Linked DNA regions of Mus musculus: region 1 is linked to region 2. A link is a loop called in an ENCODE intact Hi-C map of the cell type or tissue named here. Cell type or tissue: left cerebral cortex. All regions are shown on one strand. Each heading gives the region's core, and the rest is flanking DNA. Links, peaks and the distances in the headings are about the cores only.

Region 1 (14,984 bases), core at 6,189-11,188, 92 kb after region 2:
GTGTGTGTGTGTGTGTGTGTGTGTGTGTGTGTGTGTGAGAGAGAGAGAGAGAGAGAGAGAGAGAGAGAGAGAGAGAGAGAGAGAGAGAATGAATCTCTGGTAGCCCTGGCTGTCCTGGAACTTGCTCTGTAGATCAGGCTAGCCTCGAATTCATAGAGATCCACCTATCTGGGTTCTGGAATTAAAGGCACAAGGCAAAATACTTTTAAAGGTAGAGAAAAGTTAAAAGAATTGTACAATGAACATGTGCCTTCCACCTAGATTACAAAATCACCTAATGCCTGACCCCTGGAGATGGTTCTCAGAGCGCATAGGAGCACCCATTGCTCTGTGATACATTCCAGGGGTGTGTTTCTAATACTCTTTCCTGAGAATATTTGTGTGACAGTTATACCATTATGAGAATGAAAATTGCTTTAATTCAATAACACTATAGCATGCATTTTGATTTTGGAGCCGGTTGGATTTTACTTCCTGAGTTTCAGACTTGCCCATCTCCAGTGTGCCCCAAACCCATCAGGAATTTTGGGGTTTGTGTAAAGAATGAAGTGGGGTTTGATTGCATATAGAATGTCACTGTTGATCAGCATGTGCTGAGCAAGGGGGACGTCCCTCCATTGCTGACCTGGGATGTGGCTCTGTGGTAAGGCAGAGATCAGTCATGGATGTGGTTCCTAGACCTCCATCCAGTCTCACTGATCTGGGTTTGCCCTGAGTCCTTCTCCACTAGAAATCACAGCTTTGTGTCGGGTCCTGACCTGCCGTGGTCTCCCTTGGACATGCTATTGCTGTTTCTACCCCTTCTACTCAACGTATCTCTTACACTGTACCAACTGGAATAATGATTACATGAGCCAGTCTGGGACAAATAATGACACTAGGTCTCAATTGGGTCATCTTTTTATTACTTCTTAAAGTTTATTCTCAGTCCCTTTCCCTCTGTGTTCTCCCTGTCTCTGCCTGTCTCTGTCTCTCTCTGTCTCTGTCTCTCTCTCTGCACGTGTGCATGTGTGCACATGTGCCACAGAAGCATCTTTCAGGAGTCACTTTTCTCCTTCGTCTTTGTGGTCCCAGGAGGTTGAACTTAGACCATCAGACTTGTCACCAAGCACCTTTACCTACTGAATTACCAGTCATCTTGCTGGTCCTGGGGGACATTTTATTTTAACTTGTGGGGTTGGAGCTCTGGCTCAGCACTAGAGAACATTGGCTGCTCTTGCAAAAGACCCAGGTTCAGTTCCCAGCATCAACAGGGCAGCTCACAACTGTCTGTAACTCCAGTATCGGGGGATCTCAATGCCCTATCCTGGCCTCTGAGGGCACCAGGACACAAACACACACCGACAAAACACTCATACACAAAAACAAAATTAATTTCAACTTGTTTGTGTTATGTTTTTGATAATGTTTTCATATCTTACATTTATTTTTATATTAATGATGACATTTTTGGTTTAAGTTGTTATCATTGGTGATTACTAACGAAGTCGATTGTAACTTCATGGCTTTCCCCCACAGATAGCCTGTATTTACCTGCTGCTTTCTTGTTTTCTTTTTCTTTTTTTGTCTTCTGTAGGAGGAGATAGTTCCACACCAACAATCAACATTTAATTCTTCCTCTCACATCTTTATGCCTTTTAATTCCCTGGAACTTTACCCATGATCCCTTACTGCTGTGGAATACACTTCCCCCACAGTGAACATTTTTATCTTAGTCACAAGGTGACATTTCCCACTTGAGGATATGTCTGACCTCTGGGAAGTGGCAGTAGGGGTTTGAGGATGTCACCTCTGGCCAGTTAACAATAAGCAGTCACGAAGCCCACTCGTTTCAGTGTCTCTGGCTACACTTTCTCTTCCTAGTGATCACCAACCTGAAGAGATGGATACCTGGGCATGGCTGCCCGTCCCTGCTTGTGCCTTTCTGTGACACTTGAGAACAAGGCTGAGTCCCTAAGGCACCGAGGAAACATCAGAAGCAGCTGAAACCCCACAGGGGAATATCTGATCCATCTTGAGCTCATTACTGGCCGCCAGACATGAGCATAGGGTCATCTTATGGCTACTCCACCCATGCAGGAAGGTGCTGAGCTGATGGAGCAGAACGGAGGGCGGCACCATTTCAGGCCACAGAGACTGGACCTGGGTTTCTTGGTGGTTGTTGTATGTGCTAGGGTAGAGCCCAGATCTACAGCTTGAAGCCCACCCAGAAGGCCCAGTGTGAGGGTACCAGGTGCACCCAGGAAGGATCTTACCTGAACTCCCCAACCCAGGACTTGCATGTTGTTTGAGCCCCTCCATCTTTGGCACATTGTTATGGAGGCCTTAACCAACCAATGCAAGCGGTAACCTACTAGAGAAACATTTTCCACGCCTGACATCAGTTTTGCAAGGTTGCAGACTCAAACTTGACAGTGCATGAGAACAGGCAAGCTCTGTGCGCCAGATCAGCAAGAGACTGCTATGCCATCGAGATCACCAGATCACCGACCTATGTAAAGAAGTCAGGGGTGTAGAGCTCACCCCTGATGCCTCCCCCACCCCCTCCACAGGTGCTCTCTTGGGTGGAGATGCTGTGATGTGGCCTCAGGAGAGGGGCTTCCCTTGGGCCAGCTCTGACTGGTTTATGAAGATCTGTCTTCAGCAGGTGTCACAGACTGTCCCTTACTAGCGTCCCCAGAAGCTGAACCCAGTCCTGGGATCCAAATCCATGAGCCTCCTCTTCTATCCACGTGCTAACCTCTCATTCTGTCAGGATGGTCTACTAGCTGAGTCCTCTTGCTGTGCTCATGAGTAGGTCCTTTCTGAGATCTAGAGATGACTGGGTTAGAGAGCCTCTGGGTGTCAGAGGTGCTCCAGCTCCCCTTTAGGAGCAACCACACATCTCCCAAATCCTCCACAGGGTCATGCCAAGCCTCCAGGTACAGGCCTGCTCCCGTCCCAGCCGAGTCATTTTCCTTGGTGTGTGCTGTTTCCAAGTCAGCTAAAGTAGCACTGCCCACCCCTGCCTGGACAGAGCGAGTTACCGATGTGGAAGGAGGGATGGCGCGCAATGGATGTGCAGACCTTCTGCTTTGTGCTATCCTAGCTCTCCGGGTTCCTGTTGGGCTGGGAGTTCAGTACAGCTGAGGCCAGCAGAGACTCATGTTGTATAGCTTCCTCAAACCATGGTTTAGAATGTGGGTCCCTAAGCAGCACTGAGTTAGTAGGACTTAGAGAGGGCGGTCTGTAGACTTAGCAGGTGCTAACACTGAGGACGCAGGCTGGCGCAGCTGTGGAGCAGCTGGCCTCGCCCTGGTGCTTCAGCCTCGCCATCCTGGCCAGGCTCAGGGCTGGGGTTCTGCATATTGAGACGCCGCTGAGGACATGCCGTCTACCAGCAAAGTTCCTTGTAAATCTTGAGCGTTGATGGATTTGGGGACATGTGAGTGTCCCTATTCTCCCTCTGGTGGACTTGTTGGCTTCTTGCCTAGGCTGGAGGACCCCGAGAGCAGAGAGGCCTTGTGGAAAGGCTATCCATCTCTCTGTACCAGGTTTTATAATAGCAGATAGTAGGCTTGCTTGGGGGTGTGCTTAGTCAGCAGAGTGCTTGCCTACTATGCATGGAGTCCTGAGTTCTGGCTCCAGCACTATGTAGAGCTGGTATGGTGGTTCATGCCTCTAACCCCAGCCCTGGAGAGCAGGAAGAGTCTTGAACTATGTATGTAGCATGACCTTATCTTAAGCAAACGCTCCCTGTTTCTTGTCTCTTCTTTGAACCATATCCCCTGGACCCTGAGCTGAGGGGGTTCCGCCCAGAACTCGGAGCTCCATTCTGCACTGGTGGTGGTAGGGCAGGTCTCCCTCTACATACACATTTGCTAATGCTGTCTAGACAGACTTGAAATTAAACTTAGTTCTTGGACAAACCTGGGAAGCCATGTGTCCTAATGGAGTTCTGGGTCCTCCTTAAGTTGTGAGTTCTAGCATCGAGTTCCAATTTTCCAAACCCACGCATTCGCTGAATCTTCTTACAAGAATGTGTCAAAAAGACCGAGCATGGTCATTTAAACATGCTTCTCATTGTGAAATCATACCCACAACAATGAAGACACTTATGAAGGGACACTTCCCACACAGGACTAACTTTACTGCCTCTGAGGACAGAGGATAGAGAGATGGCTCGGCAGTTATGAGCGATAGCTCTTCTTGTAGAGGACAGGAGTTTGGTTCCCAGCAGCCATGTCAGAGAGCTAATGATGCCTGGAATTCCAGCACCAGGGGTTGAGAACCGATACAGAAGAGATATTTAAAAGTCAGAAAGGACTTAGAAACCCAGTAGGCAGAGCATGGCTGTAGAGTACAGCTCCAGGTTTTGTGGTTATGGATCCGAGCAACGGCCACGACCACATTATGGTTGTAGCTACATGAGTGTATCCACAGAATACGTACCCTAGCTCACACACAACACACCATACACACAAACACACACCCTATACCATAGGGGCACATGCACATATGCCATACCACAGCCTTCCCACACACACCGTGCATGTACCACACATTGTACACACTTAACCTTTCTCTCTCTCTCTCTCTCTCTGCTCCCCTTACACACATTGCCTGTAAAAATTTGGAGAGAGCCACATTATACGTCTGGTTTCGTTACTAGCCTCCCACTTTTCGTTAGAGGCTTGTATTGAAAACGTTCTCTGGTTGTGTGGGTGGCTATGGTTGAGCATCCTGGGTGTGGGGCTCATGGAAACTATTCTTGATACATACTGGGAGTGTCCAAGTGTCTCACAGAAGTTTCTCTTTTCTTCTCTAGGAGCAAAGGTTTATATAACATAACACTCTCTCGAACAGGGAGCATGCACTCGTGTGCTCATGGGCCAGTTTTGCAAAGTGGTATTTACAGGTTCAGTTGGCCAATCATGTCAGCGGCCAGCAGCCTCACGTTCTTGGCTATTAAGAAGCACACTCTTCCATAGCACTGTGGCGAAGGAGAGAGTCAGAGGGAAATTATAACTCCCTTTGGAAACAGTAAGAAAGGAAGTGTTCCCTTATAGAACTCGTGGGACACAGTGAGGGCTCTCTCCAGAGGGAGTGGGAGCAGAATGGGAGGGGGAAGGGGTGGAGTCTTGGAACAAGTGAGGTATCCTGGGGACTTGCAGGGGACTGAGAGTTCAGTCAGGGCAGTTACCCAGAATTCTGATTGCTGTCAGGAGCAGTGTAACACCTGGGTTTTGGACAGAGGACCTCAGAGTCTCTCTGTGTAGGTGGCACGGGCTTTACATTGCATCTTGCCCTTCCCTCCCCCTTCTTCTGGAGCTGGGGTAGGGCACACAGATGCTGTGCATGGTGGGCTTGAGGCACAGACGAGGGTCCCTGAGTTCTGGAAACAGCCTTTACAGGCTACACAGACCTGCCCAAACTTTGTCCCACACAAAGACGTGCTTTTAGATCTGTTGGCCAGCCAGAAAATTTGCCCTCAGTCCAGGAGAGGACTTAAGATCCCTGTCTTCTTAGGCAATTGCTAGTAAACATCTTTGGGGTGGGGAGAGATAGGGCCAAGCTGCTTTTGAACTCCTGATCTTCTTGCCTCTTCCTCCCAATAAATAGTGGGATTACAGGCTCATGTTCAGGTACAACATACTTTTGGTAGGCAGGTCAGGAGCAAAAGCTGTGATGTCACCGATGGGATGCCCATATGTGTGAGCGAGCGTCCTGCAGCAGACATGGAGAGACAAAGGAAGGCAAGCTGGAGCTGGGACTCATTAGGTAAAGTTTTTGCTTAGCATGCACAAAGCCCTGGGTTCAATTCTCAGCTCCGCATAGAACAGAATGGTGGCACACACCTGTCATTCCAGCACTGGAAAAGCAGAGGCAGGGGGATAACTTCATGATTGTTTTCTAGGGCAGCCTGGGCTCCATGAGACCCTGTCTCAGTGAATGAATGAATGAATGAATGAATGAACTTGGGGGATGGTGGTGGTGCTTGCCTATGGAGTAAGTTCTAGGACAGCCAGGACTACACAGAGAAACCCTGTCTCAAAAAACAAATAGAGGGATTGGAGAGATGGCTCAGTGGTTAAGAGCACCTATTGCTTTTCCAGAGGTCCTGAGTTCAATTCCCAGCAACCACACGGTGGCTCACAACCATCTGTAATGGGATCTGATGCCCTCTTTCTGGTGTGCATTCATAAATAAAATTTAAAAATGAAAAAACAAACAAACAGACAAAAAAGATGAAAGCAAGAGGGAATAGGAACAGCCACAATGATGAATCCCTCAGATTCCATGAATCCAGGATGCACTTCTGCAGCTCAGGATGCTGAAATGAGGGAGCATCAGGAGTAGGTAGCTTCTCACCTTGATCTCTCTGTTGGAATCATAACCCAAGGGCCTCATGGAGACTCTCCAGAGACTGGCCCTGAGTCACAAACGGTGATGGTTGGATTCCCGAAGGAGCCACCCTTCTGAAGGATTCCACATCAGCGCCTGTAGAGCCAGACACATATCAGAGTGTCCTTGGGCACCATCACCTTCTGACCGATGGTGGGAAGCTCCGTCCCTTCCCCCAGTGAGATGTACCTGAGGTGGGGTGCTGGGGGCAACTCAGACGATCTGATTTGGGGTTGGTATGCCCCAACAAGCATGTCCAAGCCGTAACTCCCAGTACCCATACGTGGGTCTTTATTTGGAAGCAGGGTCTCTATATGTCATCAAGATGGAGTTATCCTGGGTCAGAGAGGGTAGTTTCCCCTGTGACTGGCATCTTCCAAGGACAGGGATGTTTAGACCTAGGCATAGAAAGGACGCACATGCCATGAGAAGTCAGGATGGAGATTGGGGAGTTAATGTGTGAGCCAAGGAAGGATGTCCAAAGACGAGTGGCCCCTGCAGAGACAAGAGGGGACCTTGACAAATCCCCACACACACCTCTATGAGGGACCAGCCATTCAGATGCTCAATGATTTCAGCCTCTGAACTATAATACAACTTATTCCTGCTGTTTTGAGCTACTTTATTTCTTGAAGATGATGGCAATCTCAAGAAATAATCCAGGACCTAGTGGGGGTACACCAATGCCCAGGGGGTGATCGACGGGTAAGGAGCAAAAGCTATGCTATGACTGATGACTGCTTATCACTGCAGCCATATCCAACCTTCCCATGTCCTTGTTTAGCCAGCATTGACACTATGAATCTGGACTGAGGCAGGTATGTTGGAGGGGACCCTAGGAAGTAGCCACACAAGAAAGGAGCCTGAAGGAAGCCACATCTCTCATCAGCGGAGACCATGCTGGCACATGTACTGCGTTAGGGTTCTCCAAAGAAATGAAGCCACAGAATATCACACAGCAGTAAAGGGTACATTCTTAGGTGTCCAAGTGTATTAGCTAACATCTATTAATCCAGCAATTACCACCTGTCTGTCAATCATCTATTATCCATCGATATCAGCCAATCAGCTGCTTGTTTAAGGAGAGATCCATCACAGGGTACTGGCTCAGGTATGTAGGGAAGATGGCTAATCCACTTCTCCAGGAGGCTCAGGCTGGAGTGAGGGCTTCTGACATTCCAGTTGGTGTTTCTCTACCCATGGGGAGAAGGGCATTTCCTCTCCTCAGTCTTGTAGCAGGGATTTAGAAAATGCCAAGGAAATTTGACCAAGGGTTCACCTTGGACACCAGAAGTGCTCAGCGAAGCTCCTCAATGACACAGTTGTGAGCAGGGCTACTTTCTAGGATCTCCTCCAAATAATGATTCGAAATTAGCGTGTACTGGGGTTAAAAGAAGGTGATCTGTAAGGTTATCATTTAGCAGCTCAGGGGCTTTTTTTCCAGAATGAACGGGTGTAGTCAATGGTCCAGTCTGACCGTTGGTTCCCAACTTCCTCTGTCTATTAAGTCGGCCTCTGCCTGGCTTCCTTAGGGCCACTTGACAGTCAATATATGTAGCTATCTTTGTGTACTGCGTGATAAGGCCAGACCTAGTCTAACAGGATTTAAAAATAGTAACGAGTAAATTTTTCAATTCAGCACTAGGGAAAGCTTCTTCCGGGTTGAGCAGCTTTGGTCGATAGACTCGGGCGTCGGTGATCAGTTTTGCATTGCCACTCTCTGGACCTCCACAGGGAAGCAAGATGGGAAACTGGCTGATGTGGGGCTCCTAGGGCAGGGTACCTCTCATATGTAACCAGGAAAATGGACAAAAAGTGAGGCTTGGGTCTGTCGGTGGTAAAGACACCGTAATTGCAGCAGTGGTTGGTTAGGGCTGGCTAGCGCTGCTCTGAAGGCAGCTGCCACCACAGAGAAGCTGGCCCTCAACAAACTTCACACTATTTTAATGCTTTGTTTGTGTCTGGAACAGAAATGTAGTCATTTAGCCAGAAGATGCTATTAAACGCAATCGATGGTGGTGATGGAAGCACCTGGAGAATGCAGAGAAGAGAGTCGAACCTGTGATCATTTTTTTGTTTTGTTTTTGTTTTTTGTTTTTAATTGACAGCATCGCATGGCTTCTAGCCTTGAGCAGTTACTGGATGAACGTGCGTGCCTGGCCCAGGGGAAAGGTCTCCTGGGACACTGCAAGCTTTATTTTAAACTGTCGAGGAGTGCCAGCCAGCAGGGAAAGCATAGGACCAGTGGCGGGAGTAAGTGGAAATATGTGTCGATTGACGGTGAGCCCTCACCTACTCCCCCCTTCCCCCAAGGCTCCTGTCACACATCCTTTGCGCTGGAAGAGGACGCCCAAGTTCTGGGCCTAAGCGTGGACAGCACGCTTTCCAGCGGACACCCACCCGAGGTTGCGATGTGCTCTTGATCGCTGGACACGTCACCGTCAATTTCACAAGGAGTCATGCAAGGCTTCTGGCTACTAAGGTCGTCCGCGCCCGCCGCCCCCCATCTCCGCTCCCGCCCCCCGCCTCCAGTGGCCTTGCAGCCAGCCGCTTAGCATCGCGCCCGCGTTCCCGACGCTCGTTCCTGCCCGAGTGAGACCCATCTGGTCACAGATCTAACGAGCATGTGCGTGCCATCCCCGCCGGCTGGCGAGGTGGCGAAGAGACGCCCGCGCCCCGCAGTCGGCGGGCTAGCTCAAGAGAGCATTCTGGGAAGCGCTTACTAATCGCGCGCCGCCCTACCCACAAAGGCGCGCAGCCCCGGGGCGCGCGGGCGGCGCAGGTGAGCGGGGGGCGCGCCAGCTGTCGTGCGCCGGGGCTGGCGCGGGGTGCGCGCGGGCGGCCGCCGCGTCTTTCTTCTCCGGTGATGTCATCGGGCGACGGCGGCCGCGGCCGGGGGGCGGCGGCGGGGGCGGTGCCGGGCGCCCGCAGGTTCCTGCGCCGCTAATGAAAAGGCACTTGACAGCGGGCCAGGGCGCGCGCGAGCCCGCGGAGCGGAGCGGGACCTGCTGGGCCGGCCGGGCCAATCGCCGGCGCGCGGCCGCCCATGGGCGCGGAGGCGGCGGGGGCGCGGGTGGCCGCGGCCCGGGCCGCTCCGAGGTGATCGCGCGCGGCGCCCCCTCTGTGCGCGCAGCCCGAGCCGCCGCAGCGATGAATTCTGCCGAGCAGACCGTTACGTGGCTCATCACCCTGGGCGTGCTGGAGTCGCCCAAGAAAACCATCTCGGACCCTGAGGTCTTCTTGCAGGCGTCGCTCAAGGACGGGGTGGTCCTATGCCGGCTGCTGGAGCGCCTGCTGCCCGGGACCATCGAGAAAGTAAGTGGCCATGGCACGGTCTTCGGGTGGGTCCCCGGCCCGGGCGGGCGGCGGGCGGCGGGGCGCGCGGGAGCACCTGGCGCGCGCCGGCTCGGGGCCCGCGCGCCCTCCTTTGTGCGCGGACCCGGCGGCGCGCAAGGCGCGGGGACCGGCGGCGGGAGTTCGGGGCGCCATTGTGTGCGGGGCGCCGGGAAGGGGACCCGCCCTGAGAGCACAGACAGCGGAGGGGGCCGCGGTGACGCTCGGGGCCGGCTCGGGGTCACGAGAAGGAGAGTTGGCTGTGCCGGCGGCGGTGGGGTTCTGCTCCACCCTAACGTGAAGTTGGGAGGTCGGCTTCGCCCCTCGCCGACACCGATCGGAAAACCTCGTCTCTGTGCCGCGCAGCTTTCTGCGATGGCTTTGTTTGAACGGTTTCGTCGCTGCCTTTGCAGTCTGACTCTTGCGTTGAATGGACCGGTGGCTGGGCATGTTTAAAGGATGCATCAAAAGCCAAGGGAGGGCCGAGCTGTGAAATGACTTACTGCCTTCCCCATCAAGGGATTCTTCACTCAGCCAAGCCTGCAGAACAGCGCACACAGGGTGCTGAAGCCCGATTTCTTTGGGGATGGGTCAGAATTTTTATCCTCACTGCCTGCTAGATTTGGAGCTGTCTGCCTGCTGCTGCTGGCTGCTGGCTCCCTGGCTCTGCAGTGTGAACCTTGACCACCGCTCTGGGTGACCAAAGTTTGTTTTCGTTTGTAAGCTCACAGAGCGGGCCGGGTCAGGGGTTGGGAGCACTTCTAAGAACAACCATGTTTTATAGGTCAAAAAATAATAAAGTCCTGTGTTCAAGATTATGCCAATACACAGTTTACAAGAAAACTTAAGATCCTTAGTAATTTAAAAGGTGTTAAGTACAGAAATGGAAGTGTCCCATAATTAGGAAGAAGTAACACTTCTTAATGGAGTACACACACACACACACACACACACACACACACATGCACATACACACAGACAGGCCCTAGGCAGGACACTCTGTTAATGCATATTAAGTGACCTGAAAAAGCAGAAATTCTAATTGTATTCATAAATTGGCATGCTGCAGTGTCAGAAAACATTTACCATGAGTTCCACATGCGTACCACAGGTTTTAGGTGTTTTCTTGAACATTGTATTGAAAACGACATGCATCTTAGAAGGACTAACTGATGTGGGAAACACTGTTTATAAGTGGGGCAGATCAATAAAGTTACAATTTTAAGATGCAACGACTGAAGAGAGCAGGGTGTGACTTGCCAGACACTGAGAAAACCCGGCTGTCCCCTGGCCATTGGTGATAATAAAAGACAGACGTCTGAGTGAGACACATGCTAAGGTTCTTAAAGATAACCCTGTTCTGTTTCTGAGGCAAAGCTGTAAAAAGATTCCTGTGCTATGTCAATGGACATGTTCCCATCCATGAACACGTCACGTGACATGTTTGCAGCGTTGATGTGGTCAGGCAAACTTCAAAAATTCATATTCTATTTTAAATTCTAGAAAGATCCCGTGAGGAAGTTGCAGCGCCTCTTTCATCTCTGACACAACACAGAGAGAGATGAATAAAAAGGGCTAGCCTCTGGCAGCTAGATTGGTCTCAAACATTCTGAAACTACAGTCGAGTGGAAATCTCTTGGGTCGGTGTTGTTTTAACTCTCTTTTTGAAGGCTGATGACCCTGTACAGATAGTCCCTGGCTCTTGAGTGAGGGGTATTTGTGGGGAGTAAACCATCAGCCACTGTCTGAAATTCTGGATTCCACGAGTTTGCATCTGCCATGAAGTCATCCGCACTTGGCAATGAATGCCTGCATGGAATCACATTTGTCTTGAAGCACATGTGTGGGGCAGCTTTTGCTTCCGTGCTGGAATGCCAGAGGGAGACCCTCTCTCCTTAAAAAGGAAATGCCTGGAAACAGAGCTGAACTTATGTGCGGCACGTGAAGGGTCTTAGCTGGACCCATTGCTACGTGGGCATGCTGACACTGGAGGGTTGTGAGCAGCGTAGGACTTCCCTTTCTCAAGTTCATGAGTTTAAAATGGAGTCCAGGCCTGGGAATGAGTGCCGAAGGAAGGCTTCCCATGTGTCTTTTATTAAGAGCACGTCCTGTTGTGTTTCACAACTGGGTTGGCTAGCGGGGACGGGACATTCCTTGAGCTCCAGCTCAGGCAAAGAAAATGGTGGGTTAGGGTCCCTTTCCTGAAGCCTCTGTGTTTACTTCTCTTTGGAGGCGAGAGGAGTGAGCTACAGACTGGTGGTAAGGGGTTCTGCTAACTGCTGCCTGCTGCCTGCCACGGCTCTTGGTTGCAGGAAAGAGGGAGGCTGGGATTGGCAAGTTTCCCCAGCTCTGGGGATCAAACTTTTGCCCTTTGATTGTTCTCTGAAGAGTCAGGCCTGAGCTGGTCCCATCCTGTTCCCTCCCTTTTCTGATCCCAAACCTGTCTTAGCCATCGGGTCCCTGAGCCTTGGCAGCACCATCCTTAGTAAACTCCTGCTTCAGACACTTCTAGGTTATTTTGTCCAAAGGAGGCACACCCTAGATGCAGGAATTTTAGAGGATAGAAAACCACCAAGCATAATCTGTGCTAAAATGCTGTTTTAATTTTACTCGTGGACGCAGTGTACAAAGTTGCTTAATTTCCCTAAAAGCCTCCAGGAACTTTGTTCCTACTGTGTGTCCCTGAATGGGTCAGGGAAGCTGTGTGCAGTCCACATGGCATTCTCTGTGGGAGAACTGGGGTCACCAGGATTTGGGAGTGTAACTGAAACCAGGGGTCCCTCCCCACCATATATGCATTTGTTTCGTGGTCTGGTGGCCAGAAATTCGTGACCAAGGTATGGCATGTGCTTCCTACATATGCTGGGACACTTGCCACTTGCCCAGGCCTTTCTCATACGCTCAGGGATCCCTAAGTTTGTGGAAGCACACCTGTGAAGCACACCTGTGTTATATGAAGTTCTCACTGTGGGCAAATCCGTTCTGTCCAAATCCACCGTACGTCCTCTACCTGGTATGAGGGCATCTCCCCAATTACCTCCCGAGTGACCATCACCAGGTAAAACCACATTCTGAGGTCCTGGGGGGCTGGGCCCCCCCATGTGTGAATTTTGTGGAGCGTAATCCAACCACAGCTGATCTCAATCAACTTTTAAGAACTTTCTTAACCTACTTGACATTGTGGGAGCCAACTTTTGGCATTTTTTAAAATTATCTAAAACAAATTTTAAATTTAAATATACTCTAATCATATTCTTTCTCTCCTCCAAGTCTTTCTAGATGCTCACCCCCAACTTTAAAATCTTTCTCTAAAAACAAAACAAACAACCAGCACGACAGCCTCAGTGCCCTCCCCCCAATGCATTAAGAAAGAAAAATTAAACAATGCCCCAAAGGGAGGAACCCCACCACCTGTAACCAATTAAAAGCCCACAATAAAACTGCGGAGTCCTCTATGTTGGTCAACTACTCCTGAACTTGAAGCCTACCCTGAGTGGTTGATATACCCAGTGTCACTCCATTGGAGAAAACTGATTTTCCTTCTCCCGGGGGCTGGGGGGGGGAAATAAATGGCAGCTCAGTTGTTAACCTTTACTTTAGTAGCTAGGTTTTCTTTTTCATTAATTAATTACCCTAGTTGCTAGGTTTTCATTAATCCATTCATTCATTTAAAATATTTAAAGCAAAACCAAATATAATAAGATGAAGCAAAAGCCATCACATCAAAGCCGGACAAGACAAATCATCAGAAGGAGAGCCCCATGCCAGAGACCCACCCATCGCCGGCACTCAGGAGCCCCATGGAGATGGAACTGAAGGCTCTAATATCGAAGGAGAGAAAGGACCTGGTGTGGGCGGCACAGGCCCTGTGCATGGTGCCCCAGTCGCCCTGAGTTCATTTGCGCTTCGCTCATGTTGATCTAGAGGACCTTGTTTTCTGGTGTCCTCCATTCCCGGTCTTCCCCACCTCTTCGGCGTCATCTTCAGGGTTCCCTGAGCCCTGAGAGGGAGAGGGACTTGATGGAGACAGCCCATTTAGACATGAGTGTTCCAAAGTCTTTGCATAATGTCTGCATGAGGGTCTCTATTTGTTCCCTTCTGCTGCAGGAGGAAGCTTCTCTAGTGTTGGTTGAACAAGGTGTTCATCTATGAATATAACACAAACATCATTAGGTATCATTTTATCTATTGCTGCATTTCCCCCCCCCCCTTTTTTTTAGATCAGTATTATTTGGTTTTGCCCTAGGTCCCTGGGCTACCTAGTCTCAGGTTCTTGGAAACCTAAATAGTGTCCGGTTTGAGTTCCATCACATGGAGTGGGTCTTAAATAAGATCAGTTATTGGTTGGTTATACATATAAGCTTTGTGCCACCATTGCCCTAGTGTATCTTGCAGGCAGTGCACAATTGTAGGGAGAGGGTTTGTGGCTGGCTTGTTTATATCTCTTGTTTATATATTGATATACACCGGGTATATCAACCGCTCAGGGAAGGCTTCAAGCATAGCCTGAATATATCAATATATCAGGAATAGCATGCAGAGTACTTCATGTACCAAAAACTCTGGGACTTAGGGGGTGAAGGCTTTATGTAGGCACTAGCTCAACATCTTAAATAGCAGGTTCTTCTCAAGGGGTTAGAACAAGAGAAAGCATAGCTAAATGCTAGAACAGTGTGAGGCAGAAGGACAGATCTTGTTGGGTAAGATGGACAGCTGGGTGGTCTGGACTGACCTTCCTGACATGTGACTTGGGCTGTGTGCGCTTCATGTCCCTCCAGCAGCCATGGGAACCTTTCAAAAGTCTGCTATCTCACTTGATGCAAGACCTACTTTTGGGTCAGTCTTGCAGCTGATGGGAAGAGATAGGATAGTTCCCTTGGGATAGGACGAGAAAGAGTCTCCATGCTATGGGGGCAGACAATAGAAATGGCACTCAGGAGCGGCACTCCCTCTGGGCCTGACCACTGAGCAGCACACACTCAGTGGTGGCTGTGGTGACAGTGTTAATGACTTGATCACTCAGAGCAGGTTGTGTAGGACGAGGATCACAGAAGCTCTCATGAAGATGGGGAGCATAGTGGCTCTTGTGAAGGCATGCCAGTTCATTTGGGAAGAGTTAGAAAACAGACTTCATCCAGACCATCATTAACGAGAGCCTAAGCACAAGTCAGCCTAGAGTAGAGTCTTTCATGCTGAACTTTGCAATAGTTCACTTTGTTTCCTTTAAAAACGCGTGACTTCAGGGTGCTGCCTTAGCCTAGAGCCAG
Region 2 (14,984 bases), core at 6,243-11,242:
TCGAGGGGTGGCTCCTGTACTGAGATGGGGGACAGACTGGCACTCGAGGCCATGCTCAGCCACACCTGGTAGAAAAGAGACACTTGAGGGTCCTGTAACCAAGGACAGAATTGTAAATATGATACTCATTTAAGATACCTACTTAAAGGAAAAAAAAAAAAAAAGGACAAGTGACAGATATTTAATGGCTCAAAGGATTAAGCTACCCATTAAAATTAAAACATCTCTGTAATAAAATGTTCAGGACCGATTAAAATATAATTTAGAAAAAAAATAAAAGTAAACTATTTTTAAAAAAACCCAACTTTAATTGTTCATTATTTCCATAAATGATAATTAAATAATTTAATCAATTGTTATATATGACTGTATTTATAATTAAAGCTTGTTATTAAAGCTTGAGTCTTTAAATATAAATACAGAGAATAAAACTGATTCTACAACTTTAAAGCAATTGAGACTCATCTTAAATGTTTTACGATTATATAATACATATTCACATTATCAAGTTGATTTTCCGTTACCTTACATCCCAGCTAAATATAAGTTACAAGGGTCTCTCTCAGATGTTAGCAACTAGGCCTCAAAGGTGCACTCCTGTCTCAGCCTCCTGGGTGCTTGGATTACTGTCATGTGCTAACATGCCTGGGCAACCCAGGCCATATATATAACATTAAACACCCAAGCCTGAGCTAACGGCTAAACTTGGCAATAAAGAAGGAAACTGAAGCTAAGACAGTGACTAAGCTGAGCTCTGGACAGACATATGATCTAACATACATGGTTTTGCTACCCAGGACCTATGTTTAGAATTTACTGTAATATGAAGTCAGAATAACAAAATGGAAACCAAAGGGTTAAACTAAATTTTATGGGTCTTATTTCATCCAAAGTCTCGATGTTCACATTTCCTGTTAGAATAAAGTGGTTTCTAATTAAATACTTTCTTTATGAATTACTCATTAAGTTACAGTAAAAATTTAAAAGCTGGTATTGTCAGTTTTTTTGGTTATTACAGCTCTCTATAGCTTACACTCAACATTTTGGGGTGAAAAAACCGCATCCATTTGTTAATGCTGTGAACTGTAGAAGAAAATTTTTATAATGTAAAAATAGTGAAACAAATGAATATAATACCTAAATAAACGTGTAATGCTACGGCTAGCTAATGATCTACATGAGACCACGATTCTGAACTAACCTGCTCACACACTAGCACTGCTCTAAGAGGAGGTGGACTCCAGTTCCGGGAATTCACTCAAGGACGTTCTAACCTCACCTCTCAGCATGCAGTCTCTCCACGTGCAGCTCCAGGTTACTAGACGCTATGAAGCTTTGGGTCAAAGGAGACTTTTATGAAGCCTCTCATAGCCAAGGAAACCAGACTTAGAAATAGTCAAGACTATGAGCCAAAGGGACCTGCGAAGGCACTCTCCTCTAATCCAACCCCTCTCCTGTCTGAAATGAGAGCCCAGCAAACCAAGTGTGAAGACCTGCCACAGTGGCACTACTTGTGGCACAGTCAATGACATCTCATGGACGGACTGTTCTTTTCATGCCACTCTGATGCCTCACTCTGAGCCATGGGGGAATGAAGCCTGCATCTGCTAGTGGTCACTCCAACACAACTTCTTCACTAACACCTGACCAAACAGGCACAACTCTACTGCTAATTTCAGAATAAAGACTTGTAAGGCTTTTGCTGCTCTAAACACTCCTTCTGGATATAACATCTTGACTACATCTCTAAGTGGGAGGAATAATTGAAGACACTTACTCGGTGTGAGCCCCGCTCCCTACCAGGGCAGTGATGCACTCGAGGCTCCCTGAGCGGGCCGCCTTGTGAATGGGAGTTTCCCCCTCACAGTCCTGAAAAACAGAATGCATATGTTCAGGGTTACCACGCCTTCACAGTGAGAAGCAGGGAGCCCACACACCCTGCTCCGTCCCTGAAATAAAGTAGTGTGAGCAAAACCTAAAGTGGAATAGAACACAGTGCACCAGTGAGAGGAGGCTGAAAGCCAGGCAACAGGGCAGACTGCCCACAACATTCTGCTACAAGATCCTGATGAGAGAAGACCTGGGAGATGTCCAGTTCTGATGATGTGGTTAGTGCGTGCCAGCAATGCTGATTTACTAAGCATTTTATCCTGGAGCTTGGCACAACTGTATTGTATAGAAACTCAAAATAACTAGCAAAAAACAATTCACATTAAAACAGTCAGGACAAGAGAAAGCCCACAAGAATCTTAAAAGTTCCCATCTATCCCTCTACAGCTTCTATGGTGTTGACGCCACTAAACCACAAGAGCACCTTCAACTCTCTATGCTGAACGAGAACCACATGTTAGAAGACGATCAAGTCAGAGGATGAAGCAAAGAGAGGAAAACCTAAGCTGGGCAGGCGAGGCTTTGTAGCACAGACAGACCTTCAGCCAGGCAAACACAAAGGCCAACAGAAGGCAGTGAGCACTCAGAAGCCTCTTCCAAGTGATAGTCGTTTTTTAAAAAATGAACCTGCTTTACTGTGTTAGTGAGAAAACCCTTCTAGTGTGATGCTTCTAGGTTGTAAGAACCAACGCACGAAGTGCATCAGAAGACGAAAGCGAGCAAGAGGAGGCAGAGACTCAAGGACCACGGGCCTTCTAGGACACCTGAGGAGAGAGTGTCCCTAGCACTTAAATGGATCCCCCTTCAAGGTTCCTGGGAACAGCAGTTGGCTGTGATAAAGAACAAAAGGCAGGGGTGGGGCAAATGCTCACTGACTGGCCCTGGGAAAGGGTCACTCATAAATATAGCAAAAGCCCAAGGTCCTTCCCAGTGCACAGCACCACACAGGGAGAATTGGCCACTTATTTAAACAAGGGTTCCAAATGGCTCTAAATGGACTTAAAAGTGATTCAAGAGTCTGGTCAGGAAAAAGTTGTTTTTTAGTTTGTTTTTTTTTTTTTTTTTAAAGAAAGAAACAAGCAAGCCACATGATTATCCAGGAGCTACCTAGTGAACTCAGAAAAACAACAACAAAGAAGACAAAACCCCAAGCTGCCTTCATTTTCCCCCTTTATTGGAGATGGGGGTCTCTCTATTGCACATCTCCATGTCTTCTAACTTGCTACATAGAGCAGGGAGGCCTCACACAGATTCATTGACCAGCCTCCACCTAACATTGGGATTAAAGGTGTGTGCCACCATATCCGGCCAAGCCACCTTTTAAAAGAAAAATGGAAGAAACAAAACCCACACAAATTGGCTGGAAGGGAAGAAGTTTCTGTAAAGAAAGTGCCTCGTCACACTGCTGAGCCCCAGCTTCAGTGAGGAACCATCCTCAAGAGTAAGGGAGAGGGAAACTGTGGCAAACACCCACCTCTGGCTCCCTCTCCCACATACACGCACCCACCTGCAAATAGATTATTCATATACCACAGACACATACTCTCTGCAGAAAGCTAACAGATTTAAATGAGAATTTTGCAAAACATGTTAAAAAAATCTTACAGTTAATTTTGGAACACAGCAAACTATTTCTCAAAAAAGATGGAGACTAGTAACAGTGGTTAGAGAACAGGCAGGACTACTTCTAGCCCTTGCTTTGTGATTTACACACTTGAAGAAGGCGCATGTGGAAGCAATCTTCAATCAAGAGAACCCAGAAACTCCCTGAATGATGATGCTCCAGTTTCCATTACATTTCTAAAGTACCCAGTGGTGTGCATGCATAAGAGGCTAGAACCATCACAAACTCTGGGAGGCAGGAAAGAAAGAGGAAGAGGCACCAGAAATCCTGGCCAGTTGCAGGGAGGACAACTGATACTTTAAACAGTGCCCTTCCTCACTCCCATGGCTCAGAAGGCAAAGCCAGGTAACTTTTCAGTCACTAATGCAGAAGATCCCACCCCACCAGGGCTGAGATCCGAGAACTTAGCACCCTGTCTGGTGCTGGAGCTGAACTTAGGCCCTCACTCATGCTGTACAAGTGCTCTACCACTGAGCTGTTTGTTAACTCCCAGCCCACAGATCCTTAGACTGTTCTTTAATTTTTTAAATGTTGGCTTTTGTCTGGTGAATACTATTATCCCTGTTCCAGTCCAATAAAAGCTAGTTACAACCAACCAGAGATGCTCTGCAAGTCTTTAGCAAGGCTGTTAGTAATGGCACCAAAATACAGCGGCATGAAGACTAGCTCCACTTCCCTGTTGAAAACCTGCAGCACTGAGTCTCACCTGACAGACGGTCAAAAGAACGTGGATACAAACCTGACCATGGAACTGCTGGCAGCTGACATGCCAAGGGCAAACAGAAGAAATTTAAGTAGACACAAACAAGGTGAGAAACAAGCAAACAAACTGTCTACCCCACAACAGAGCATAAGTCACTGCCACATCTACAGTGACCTCCAGAGCCAGCAAAAGGAGACAAGACATTCTAGGTCCAGGTGAGCACCTGAAGTTGAGAAATTACAACAAGGCTAGGAAGGCTAGGAAGACTTGCTCTGGGAAGGCACCCCAGAGCGTAGCGGGGACACGGGGACACACCTGCAAGTCTGTATTTTCCGCATCTGCTGAAAACAACGAAACTACCATAAATGCTAACTCAAAGGAACATCTAGCTTTGAAAAAGCCTTAAAACAGTACCAATTTCTTTATACCTTTCTAAACTACATTTTGTTAACTACTTAAAGTTAATATGTACCTAAATTCCATATTAACAGCAAATGAGTTATTTTCCTTCCCAGAATGACTACCCATATATGTCTCTTTGGTAGAGCTGGAAGCACAGCCTGCTAAGTAAGCCGTCCAGAGCCGGACTGCCAGGTGAGCAGAGGACCCAGCTCGAGCCCACACCTGCTGAGACCAGGGGGCAACAGTGTGGATGTTAGCAGGCGGACAGACAAGCCCCTGCCCTGCAAGGTGACGGTGCAAAAGAGAGATTCATGTCAGAGAAGGAAAGCAAGCATGTAAGGATCTAAAGCTGTCCCTACTCAAGTCTCAGTGACAGAAAATGGGCCTCTCTGTCAGTCTCAAGGAGAAGGAAACTGCCTGATACAGGTGGGTCCCCTTCATCCAGGCTTTTAACCATGGCCAAACAAACACTTGCCATTTTATGTGAGTAGCTAAGTTATCTTCAGGAAAGGGACTACTGCTGCTATAGCCATGCAGGAGGGAGGAAAGGAAGGTTCTTTGCATACAAGATGCGGATGGCAATTAGAAATTACTTAAGGGGCTGGAAGGGCAGCTCATCTGTCTGAGGGTACAAGCTTCCCTTCCAGCACCCCTATCAGTTCAGAGCGCTTACAACCACCACCTCCAGGAGAAACTAATGCCTCTGGTTTCAGCAGGCATGTACACGTAGTCACACATAGACAAACATCAGCCACCAGTGCTGCCAGCGGCTGGGCAGCAAATTCCATCTGCTCCCTTTCAGACCATCTACTGGATGTTTCTCTATGATAGGCTAATAACATAAACATAGATTTGGAATACACTTAGGTAAGAGAGTCTAAAATTATATTAAAAGAAAATCTAGGGGCTGGTGAGATGGCTCAGTGGGTAAGAGCACCTGACTGCTCTTCCGAAGGTCTGAAGTTCAAATCCCAGCAACCACATGGTGGCTCACAACCATCCGTAATGAGATCTGACACCCTCTTCTGGAGTGTCTGAAGATAGCTACAGTGTAGTTATATATAATAAAAATAAATAAATCTTTAAAAAAAAATCTAGTTCACATAACCTCTAACTGTATACTTATACAAAAATTCCTCAAGTCATTCTGTGTTCCACTAAGGAAATGACACTTAAAATGACATTTCTACACCTAGTCACTACACCCAATTTGTATGTGAAGGGCAAACCCACCCTTTTGCACATCTGGATATGTTTCTGCAGTGTCTATGAAGTTAAGGCAGTAGTGAGCTGGAGCCAAGAAATCTGGGCTGTGGGCCAACAGCCTTCTATTATCAGCTGTGACCTTGGGCAAATCATCAAATCAGATCTGAGGGAGCCACAGGACACGCAAAAGCACTCTATAAACTGAGTGCACGCCTCCAGAGGAAAGGGCCTATTAGTCACAAGTAACTGAAGGGACAGATTCCAGCTCACCTCAGGTGAAGACATTCAACTCTAATTAAGGGCCCAATTTAAAGCAGTATCATGTGAATAACTGGAACTGGAAAAACAAACAAAGGCAGTGTCAATCAGGCCTTCTTACCGGTTTGTTAATGTTGGCCCCAGCTTGAATCAGCCAGACCAGACACTGAGGATGTCCTCCAAAAGCAGCGATGTGGGCTGGGGTCTGGGCATAGCGGGTGGTCGAGACATTCAGTGAGGCTCCTGCTCTTACCAACTGCATTAAGCACTCCAACTTCAAACAAAGGTGGGAGGAGAAACAGTACATGTCAGTATAGCAATTAATAGGACACAACCTAAATTCTCTAACAGTCACCAGTGGCATTTTTGCTAGCATTATTTTCTTCTGACAGTAAGTTAATTTTCTCCAATCACTAAGCAAAACTTTAAAAGCATTTATGCTGAGTGGAGTGTTCTTAAAACACACACACAAACCTCCTATAAAGGCGTTCACACTCATGGTAAGTAAACATCGGGCTGTAAAAATTGTACAAATTGTACTGTACTGTAAAAAGTGCAGTAAACTCTTTATAGTCAGACTTTCCCACACCGTGCACAACCCCGACACACTGAACTGCCCCAAAGCCCAGTCTGTATCTCTCTCTCTCTCTCTCTCTCTCTCTCTCTCTCTCTCTCTCTCTCTCTCTCTCTCTCGGCCTTTAAAACTGAACAGAAACCAAGTATGCGAGATAAATAACTAACTATAATAAAAGAGTCACACCACGGCTGAGCTCACCCAGTAGGTGACTAACTCAAAGACTGGCAAGCGCAGACAAGATCCAGCCAGGTCCCACTGCGCTGGCAGCTGGCTATGAGTCCACCACATTCAACATGTGCCTACACTGGCCAGGAATTTCTTCGGTACTTACTTGTTCTCCAATTTTGGACTGTCTGTTTCTCTTCAACTGACCACAGGCAGTGAAGAAGCTGTGCTTGGTTGCAAGCAATTCCTGAGAACAAACAGCACCCCGAACCTCCTATCTGTCTCCCCAAGCAAGGTAAGCTTGTCCTTACAAAGGACTGGTCACTTCAATAAACACAGATTCTCTGAGTTTTTATTGATCGGCAGGCTGCAAAACTTGCACAGTCCACAGCAAACAGACATTAGGACAGTGTTAGAAAGTGATGGCTGGCCAGGCGGTGGTGGCGCACGCCTTTAATCCCAGCACTCAGGAGGCAGAGACCGGCGGATTTCTGAGTTCCAGGCCAGCCTGGTCTACAAAGTTAGTTCCAGGACAGCCATGGCTATACAGAGAAACCCTGTCTCGGAAAACCAAACCAAACCAAACCAAACCAAAAAGTAATCGCTGGTGAGATTTCCCAAGGGAAACATACAAGTACAAAGTGGCAGTAAGATGAACAGGTGTCAAGAGAAAAGCAGTTAGTTAACCTTTAACGTGGAGCCAGGATTTGAACCTGTTAGCTATGCCGTGTTCAACCTAGGAAACTGGCTTTGGAATTGTGGAGGGTCCTTTTAAATGGGGCATCTGGTAAAAGCAAGATAGTTAGCCTTCACAATGGCCAGTTTTCCGGGAATAAATAAGCCCCATAAATTACTGGGTAACCTGAGCATCACTGGTAGGTACAACCTAGGGAAACACGCTGGAAACCTACAGGAGGGAGAGCAGTAACACATGGCCCGGCTGGGGTGAAAGGCTCAGCCTTTTCGCCTCTAAGAGCTTTCCGTAATAGTTGGAACGGGTTAACAAGATGGTTCCGTATCTTAAGACCATCCAGGTTTCAGATAGGAAAGCTCAGAACTACAACGTCCTCGCCTCCGCTACAATACTGGTCTCCAAAGTCAAGTCTACAACTCGTTCTCCGTAGACGTGAAAATGCTCCTTTAGCTTTAGATCAAATTCTGGTAAACAGTACAGCGTGAATTTTGCCGCTTTATGGCGCAGAAGCACTTCTGTGTGCAGGTTAACTAAGGCGACCACGAGAAGGTGGATTCCCAGCGACTACCTGCACCCAACTGCATGCCACCTTTCAACACCAGGAGAACGGGGCCAATTAGCGCAGCTTACACAGGACGGTCCCGGTGGAGAGGGGGCCGATAGGCATGGCCGCGACCCCGCCGTCGGCCATAGCAGGTGCAGACTTGACACCCCCGGCTACGAGGGCAGCGCCCATCCCTCCGTGCCTTCAGGGGGCCCTGCACCCGGTTTCCATTAGACAGAAGCGCGAGGCCCCCAGTTTCCTCCTCGCCACGATTCCCGAAGCCCGGCGGCCTCCGCGCAAACGGCCTCAACTGCAGTCTGCCCGCCCCGCTCGGAAGAGCCACAAGTGTGCACATGCGCCCTGGATCCTTCGGGGGAGCCGGCGAGACGGACCCCATTTCCGCCCCGCCTCCCAACACTCCCCGCGCCCCCGGAGGTCCTGGGTCGCGCGCCGCCCGCCGCACATGCGCCTTGAAGCCCTCGAGGCGCCCGCGGCGTCTGAGCAGCTTCCGCGCCCCCCACCCCCCACCGTCCTGGGTCGCAGACCGCGCGGTACCGCACATGCGCCCTGGAACTCTCAGGGGTTGCGCTGCCGCTGCCGACCGCGCTCTCCAGACACCGTGGGGTGCGCTCTGACCCTAACAGCACACCACGCGGAAAATGGCGCCTTAAAGTGCCCGCGCCCACCTTGCCGAAGTGCGCAGCCCAGTGCACGGGCGTCCAGCCGTAGAAGGAGTCCTCAGCGGCCAGGTGAGCGCGCGGCGTGTGTGGCAGCAGCGAACAGAGCGCGACCAGGTCCCCGTCCCGGCAGGCGCGGTGCAGCGGGAAGCGGAGCGACAGCAGCTCCTCGCTGGAGAAGCCTGCCTCCACGGCCGCGCCCGCTCCCGCTGACATGATGGGTCGCTAGGAAGCACGCGACTGATCGGCCAGAGGAATGTGCCGGTGAAGGCCTGCGAAGCTGCCGCCACTCGAACACAAAGGACAGGCGAGCTGCTGCCGCGTCCCATCCGCATCCGAGCGCAGCGAGCACTGAGGGCGGGACCTGAGCCACGGGGCGGAGCCTGCGCCTTGAGAGGGTGGGGCCTAACAGTCCGCTGCCTCCGACCGCTGCTGACGCCCGTGGTGGGGCGAGGCCCGCGCCTGGATAGGGTGGGGCCTCCCGCAGGTGGTGCTGAGGCTGGCGCCTGGGATAGGGCGTGGCCTTGGCTGCAGGGCGGGGCCTTCTCAGGGTCTGCGCAGGAACGCCGCCTTAGGCGTCTGGTGGTGAAGTTAGGGGCTGGGAGGCGATCACCGCTTGAGGAGGCCGCTACTGATGCCAACGCTGAAGGTGTAGGGGTTGAGGGTGGGCCTGCACGTTAGTGTGGTTAGAGGGACGAGACTTGCCGGGCAGTGGTGGCGCACGCCTTTAATCCCAGCACTTGGGCGTCAAAGGCAGGTGGATTTCTGAGTTCAAGGCCAGCCTGGTCTACAGAGTCAGTTCCAGGACAGCCAGGGCTATACAGAGAAACCCTGTCACGAAAAACAAACAAACAAACAAACAAAACAAAACAAAAAAAGGAGGGGGGAGACTTGGCTGCGACTGAAGCCTGAGGAGGCCGCGCCTGAGACCTCGCCTGAAGCCGGAGGCCTACGACCCTGGCTGTAAACCTTGCCTGGGGCAAGGCCAAAGCCCAGGCCGGCCTCTCTGTGATTGGCAGCTGAAAGCCACGCCTTAACTAAAGGAGGAGAGTCTGGGATTTGGAGCGGAGCGGCGCTCTGGTCGATTCCTGGGGCGGCTGGGCGTGACCTGGCGCTGGTGGGTGTGACCTGGAGCGGTTGGAGCTCGGCCGCAGGTTCCTGCTGAGGACGATGCCTGAGGCGCTACTTCTAAATAGAGCTGCTGCTCTGCCAGGCACACTCGCGAGTGGGGACTCAGGACTCTGGCAGCCGGCCCTGGCCTGCTTCCGCGGTTGCCTGAGTTCCTCCAATTAGTGTTTATTGGGCGCCTGCGGAGCACAGCTCCTCATTAAAAACCCGAAAACAAGGGTGCAGCCAGTTAACTTCGGTATGCCTTAATTGGAATGGATGCCAGAGAGAATCGAGAGGCCCTGGCGTCTGTAACTGTAAAGCATGAGTCACGTGAGCAGGCTGGGCACATGGTGAAAGAAATTTTAGAAAAATTGACTACTAAATTCTCTTTCCAATGGTACAATGCTATGGTTGTAAAAAATTTGAAATTTTTCTTTTTTCTTTTTCTTTTTGTTCTAATTTTGGTTTTTCGAGACAGGGTTTCACTGTGTAGCCCAGCCTGGTCTACTCACTCTGTAGACCAGGCTGGCCTTGAACTCAGAAATCCTCCTGCTTCTGCTGGGATTAAAGGCGAGCACCACCACCTCCTGGCTATAAAATTTGAAAATCATACTGAGCCATTAAGGAGTAGACACTATTCATGGAAGTTTTACTTTTTTTTTTTTTTTTTTTTGGTTTTTTTCGAGACAGGGTTTCTCTGTATAGCCCTGGCTGTCCTGGAACTCACGTTGTAGACCAGGCTGGTCTCGAACTCAGAAATCCGCCTGCCTCTGCCTCCCAAGTGCTGGGATTAAAGGCGTGAGCCGCCACCACCGGCCAGCTTCTACTTTTTACTTAATGAAGTTTTACTTTTTCCCTTTTGCTATATATTTGTTCCTTGTGTATGTTTATCCTTGAGGAGGCTACATAGTAGAGATTAAAATTACTGTATTGCAGAAACTGGGGCCTGGGACTCATCATCCTCCTGCCTCATCCTCCCAGCTGCTGGGATTATAAATATGCCACCAGGCTACATACCTTACATTGCAACATTAAGTAGCATAAAACAAGTAATCAGAAACCAGACAATTGATAAAGGGGAATTGTTAACCGGGTGAACACACTACACAGCCATCCGTTCAAATAACAAACACTCCCTGTGAAGGTGATATTGAGAAATGTTCCAGTCTACATAGACAAGTGTGATGTTTAATTCACTGAGCAGTGACTAATGCGTGGGAAATATGAGACGTCATCTGTCTGTCTCTAGTTCATAATCGGTGAGGCAAGAGCACAGCGTAATAGTTTTGGTATTACTTGGGTGCTTGCACTGAATGGTGGGCTCTTGTGTTTCAAGCTTCTTTCACTGAGAAGTTGGTTTTGTTTGACATGCCATTGGCCTGTATGTGAGCGCATCCCCTTAAGCTCTGGAAAGAGGAGTCTCATTTTGCAAGATAACAGGTGTACCTGGTCAGCTTTTCCAACAAGGGAGAGGCACTTTCCCCTGTCTTCTGGGGACTGTGAGCCTGAGATTTATACTTAAGGGAACTCCCTTGGGTGTAGAATCAGATCTGGATCATGTGACCAACCCATGTTCGCCTTAAACATGTTCTCATGTGCAGCGTGGCTCATGTGGATGTCTGAGGATAGTTTTGGGAACCTTTTTCTCCTACTACTTGGATTTGTGAGGTTGTCTTCAGCTCATCAGCCTTGGCAGCAAGCTCCTGTACCTGCTGAGCCATCTCACTGGCCCATGCTTTGCATTTTCACCGTGAATTTTATTTTGCACACAGTATCAAGGTCTAGTAAAATAAAATGTAATGTTTGGATTCTTAGAATGGATCTTTCTTCAAGACCACTTTTTAGTTTGTACAATTACTTACATAATATGCATATTTCTATAGCCATGCATACACTGATGTGTGTCCTCATGAATGGGTCCCCAGTGTCTGCGGTGGGACTTGTGGATTGGCTGTATCAAGTGTCAGCACTCCAGTTGGCGGGTAACCCACATTTTGCTTAGTTACTACTATTTTTGTTTTGTTTTCTTGAGGGTCTGTGTAGCCTGGGCTGGCCTGGAACTCAGCATCCACCTCGGCTTTCCGTCTGCTGGGATTGAGGGTATGTGCCACCATGCCACATTTTGTTCAGTTATTGTAAAAGAAAATACAAAGAAGTACCCTGCCCTTAAAACAGGAATTGTGTTTTTCCAACCAAAGATAGTGTCATGAAAGGAGCTGAGATGCCTAATCTTTTAAGTTCAGACTCGATTTTAGAGAGCCTGACCTAAACTGAACTCAGGTAAACTAACAGTCAGGTACCTAGCATTAGTTCCCAAGTTGCCCCTCCACAAAACCGGAGCCTAGCTCCAGTCTCTAGGCTAATCCCCAACAAGACTCTACAAGTCTTTCTTTCTTTTTTTGGTTTTTTTGAGACAGGGTTTCTCTGTGTAGCCCTGGTTGTCCTGGAACTCACTCTGTAGACCAGGCTGGCCTCGAACTCAGAAATCCTCCTGCCTCTGCCTCCCAAGCACTGGGATTAAAGGTGTGCACCACCACTGCCCAGCCAGAACTCTAGAATTCTTGTATTTTAAGCAAATAGTCTACCAACTGAACCACATACCCAGCCCAGCCTTCACAGACCCTTGCTGACTAGAAAGCTGTCAGATGCCTTTGAGAATGGAGGTAGACTTTGGTCTTCCTGCTGCGCATGTCTGTTTTGGAGCAGAAACTCTCACTCCTCTCAGTCCATGACTGTCCGATTCCCGACAGCTCCCTACCCCCACCTCATGCTTCATCCTCACTCAACATTTGCCAAGTGACACAAAATTGAAAACCGAGATTCAAATCAGTTGGCAGCCCATTTTCAGAAGGAGGGTGGCCAAAGATCTTGCTTAAAGTGAACTTCAGTATTCTAGAGCTTCCGGACATGGTGATGCACACCTCTTCTCATTTGGAAGGCAGAGGCAGGAGGATCTATGCGAGTTGAGGCCAGCCTGGTTTACATAGCAAGTTACAGGTCTAAGTGGAAAGACCCTATCTCAAACAAACAAAAGTTATAGAATTTACCTCTCAGTGTCTTACAAGTGCCTTGTTTTGTTTTGTTTGTTTTTTTTTTTTTTTAAAGTGCTGAGTACAAATATTAAAAGGGAGGATGTTTTACTCAGACACAAGATCAGACTCCATTTGTCACATGGATAGGAACAGAAGTCATTGTTGGGGAAGAAGGTGAAGGGTACTGTGTTAAGTCAGTTTAGTGGTATTGTATTAAAATAACTGAGGCATGAACAACATGAAAGGTTATTCTAGCTAATGGTTTTGGGGATTCCAGTCCCTGATTGGGTGGCCCTATAGTTCTGGGTCCCAAGCAGCAATTCCCTCATGGCAGGCACGTGTGGCAGAGCATCCCATTGTGAGAGGCAGGTCCCATAGTTCCCTTTGCAGGAGATCCCCACCTCAAACCCCATTACCCAGAGTCCTTTCTACTAGGTCCCTTTGCCCCTGGAGCAGTTCCACTTCGGGATCAAGCCTTTAACACAGAGACACTTGGAACTATATCAGGCACAGAGGTGGGGGTGGGGATGGGAGGAGTGGCGGGGGATAGCGGTGGGCACGTCAGGTGCTGCTATGTAGGAAAAGAGTTCCTTGCCCTGAGAAGCAGCTGAGGGGTAAGATGACGGTCAGGTGGACTTCAGCATCACAGCCACGTAGTCATTTAAAATGTGTTCAACTGGTCTGCTTATGTCTTTGCTGCTACTATTCAGGAGTGCTTCAGCACCTGAGCCAGGGTGCTGGGTTTCCAGCCTCCTGAATGGCAGACTAGGAAGTCTCCTCACCACCCAGGCTGTGCCAGACCAGGCAGAGGATGTTGCCTGGCCACCAGCTGACCAGCCCTTGGACCTGATGTTACTGAAGTGATGTCACTTTCTGACTTTAACTGAAAGTACTACTACCACATTTACTATGAAAGAACACCAAGAGAAGCTGGTGTAATTCCAGAACTTGGGATAGGACTTCAAGGCTAGCCTCTGCTACATGAGACCCCACATTTAAAAGAAATATATACAAACATATTACTAGAACTGTTCATTACAAAGGAGAAGATCATCTTAGCCACCTCAACAAGAGTCAAAATGACTCTTACCTGCACAGAAGTCACCAAGCCAGCGAATGCTAATGTCACAATACAGTCTCTACAGTGAAGACAGGGTAGAACCTTTCACTACCCTTCCTGGTTATTTTAAACTTGAAAGCAATCTCTTTAGGGGCCCTAGGGAGGCTCCTTAAATGGAACAAAGGCAACAGAAAACAACACCTCTAGTGGCAGTTCCCCTGGAGGCTTTCTACTGGGGCAGTTAATCTCTCTGTTGGCCTTGCCCTCTCTGTTGGGAAGGCTGGGATGGTGTGTGTGAAAACTATATGCTGGAGAGAGTTCCCAGCCTCTCTGCTTTAGTTTCCTGTCTCACTAAGGTAAGACGGTAATTATTCTGTCCAGCTGTAAGGGTCATTGTCAAGGTCAACTGAGACTAGCTGCTGATTGACAGTGAGTTCTAAGCTAACATAACCTTTTCCTCTCCAAGTGGCTTTTGGTCATGGTGCTTTATCACAGCAACAGACCCTAACTAAGACAAACCCAGTCTCCTTAGTTTGTTTCATATAGGAGAGAGCAATCTGTAATCTTGCTCAGTACCTTATGCAGACAGAGCTTCAGTTTCCTAGCCAGGACATGTAACTCTGCAGGGAATAACTAGAAACCAGTGTTTTGATCTGGATACATAGAACTGCCCTTGGTGCCTTTTGGCTGGTCACCCTTCAGCCCTTCACCTCCTATCCCAGCATGCATCTCTGGAACAGTGATGGCTTAGAGCTTTGCTTGGCAAGTAAAACACCGTCAGATGCTAATGCTGACATGACATGGTACCTGCCTCTGGAACAAAGCCAGCAAAACGTAAGTCTCCATGAGTGTTGAAGGATGCTGGGTGTGACATTTGTTTGTATATATAAAAAAATGTATCAATCTTACTTCATGTTCCTCCATCAGAAAATGTTTTCTCTGCCAAGGTTAATGACCTCATGATAATTAGAAGCTATGTGAGTCTGGAAGATGAGGGTGTGTCTTAGCAAAATGGTAAATGCCATGACCTTCAGGACAGCCC

The links. Hi-C counts contacts between places; a loop is a spot of excess contacts. Peaks named below come from ENCODE experiments on the same cell type or tissue, not always from the same donor. Only the 100,000 strongest peaks of a DNase experiment are listed, where the experiment ranks them.
Region 1: a loop joins it to region 2, with 8 times the contacts of the local background. A loop is called at or near these places in 2 of 42 quality-filtered maps.

Annotation. Positions count from the first base shown.
Region 1 is chr8:11,718,718-11,733,701 of GRCm38, forward strand. Arhgef7 (Rho guanine nucleotide exchange factor (GEF7)) reads left to right here and starts at 9,341. Exons shown (of 22, transcript NM_001372321.1): 1 at 9,341-9,699. The coding sequence starts at 9,535. 1700128E19Rik (a long non-coding RNA gene) reads left to right here. Exons shown (of 2, transcript XR_003947511.1): 2 at 1,577-1,825. In left cerebral cortex, for the core only: no CTCF peak of the experiment used is centred there; DNase peaks (open chromatin) are centred at 9,083, 9,533 and 10,000; H3K4me3 peaks cover 2,299 bases; H3K27ac peaks cover 1,660 bases.
Region 2 is chr8:11,626,662-11,641,645 of GRCm38, forward strand. It overlaps Ankrd10 (ankyrin repeat domain 10), which reads right to left and starts at 9,096. Exons shown (of 6, transcript NM_133971.3): 1 at 8,750-9,096; 2 at 6,205-6,357; 3 at 1,778-1,869. The coding sequence starts at 8,956. Mir7238 (microRNA 7238) reads right to left here and starts at 9,075; the gene lies at 9,033-9,075. In left cerebral cortex, for the core only: a CTCF peak has its summit at 8,452; DNase peaks (open chromatin) are centred at 8,179, 8,532, 9,178 and 9,961; H3K4me3 peaks cover 2,913 bases; H3K27ac peaks cover 2,029 bases.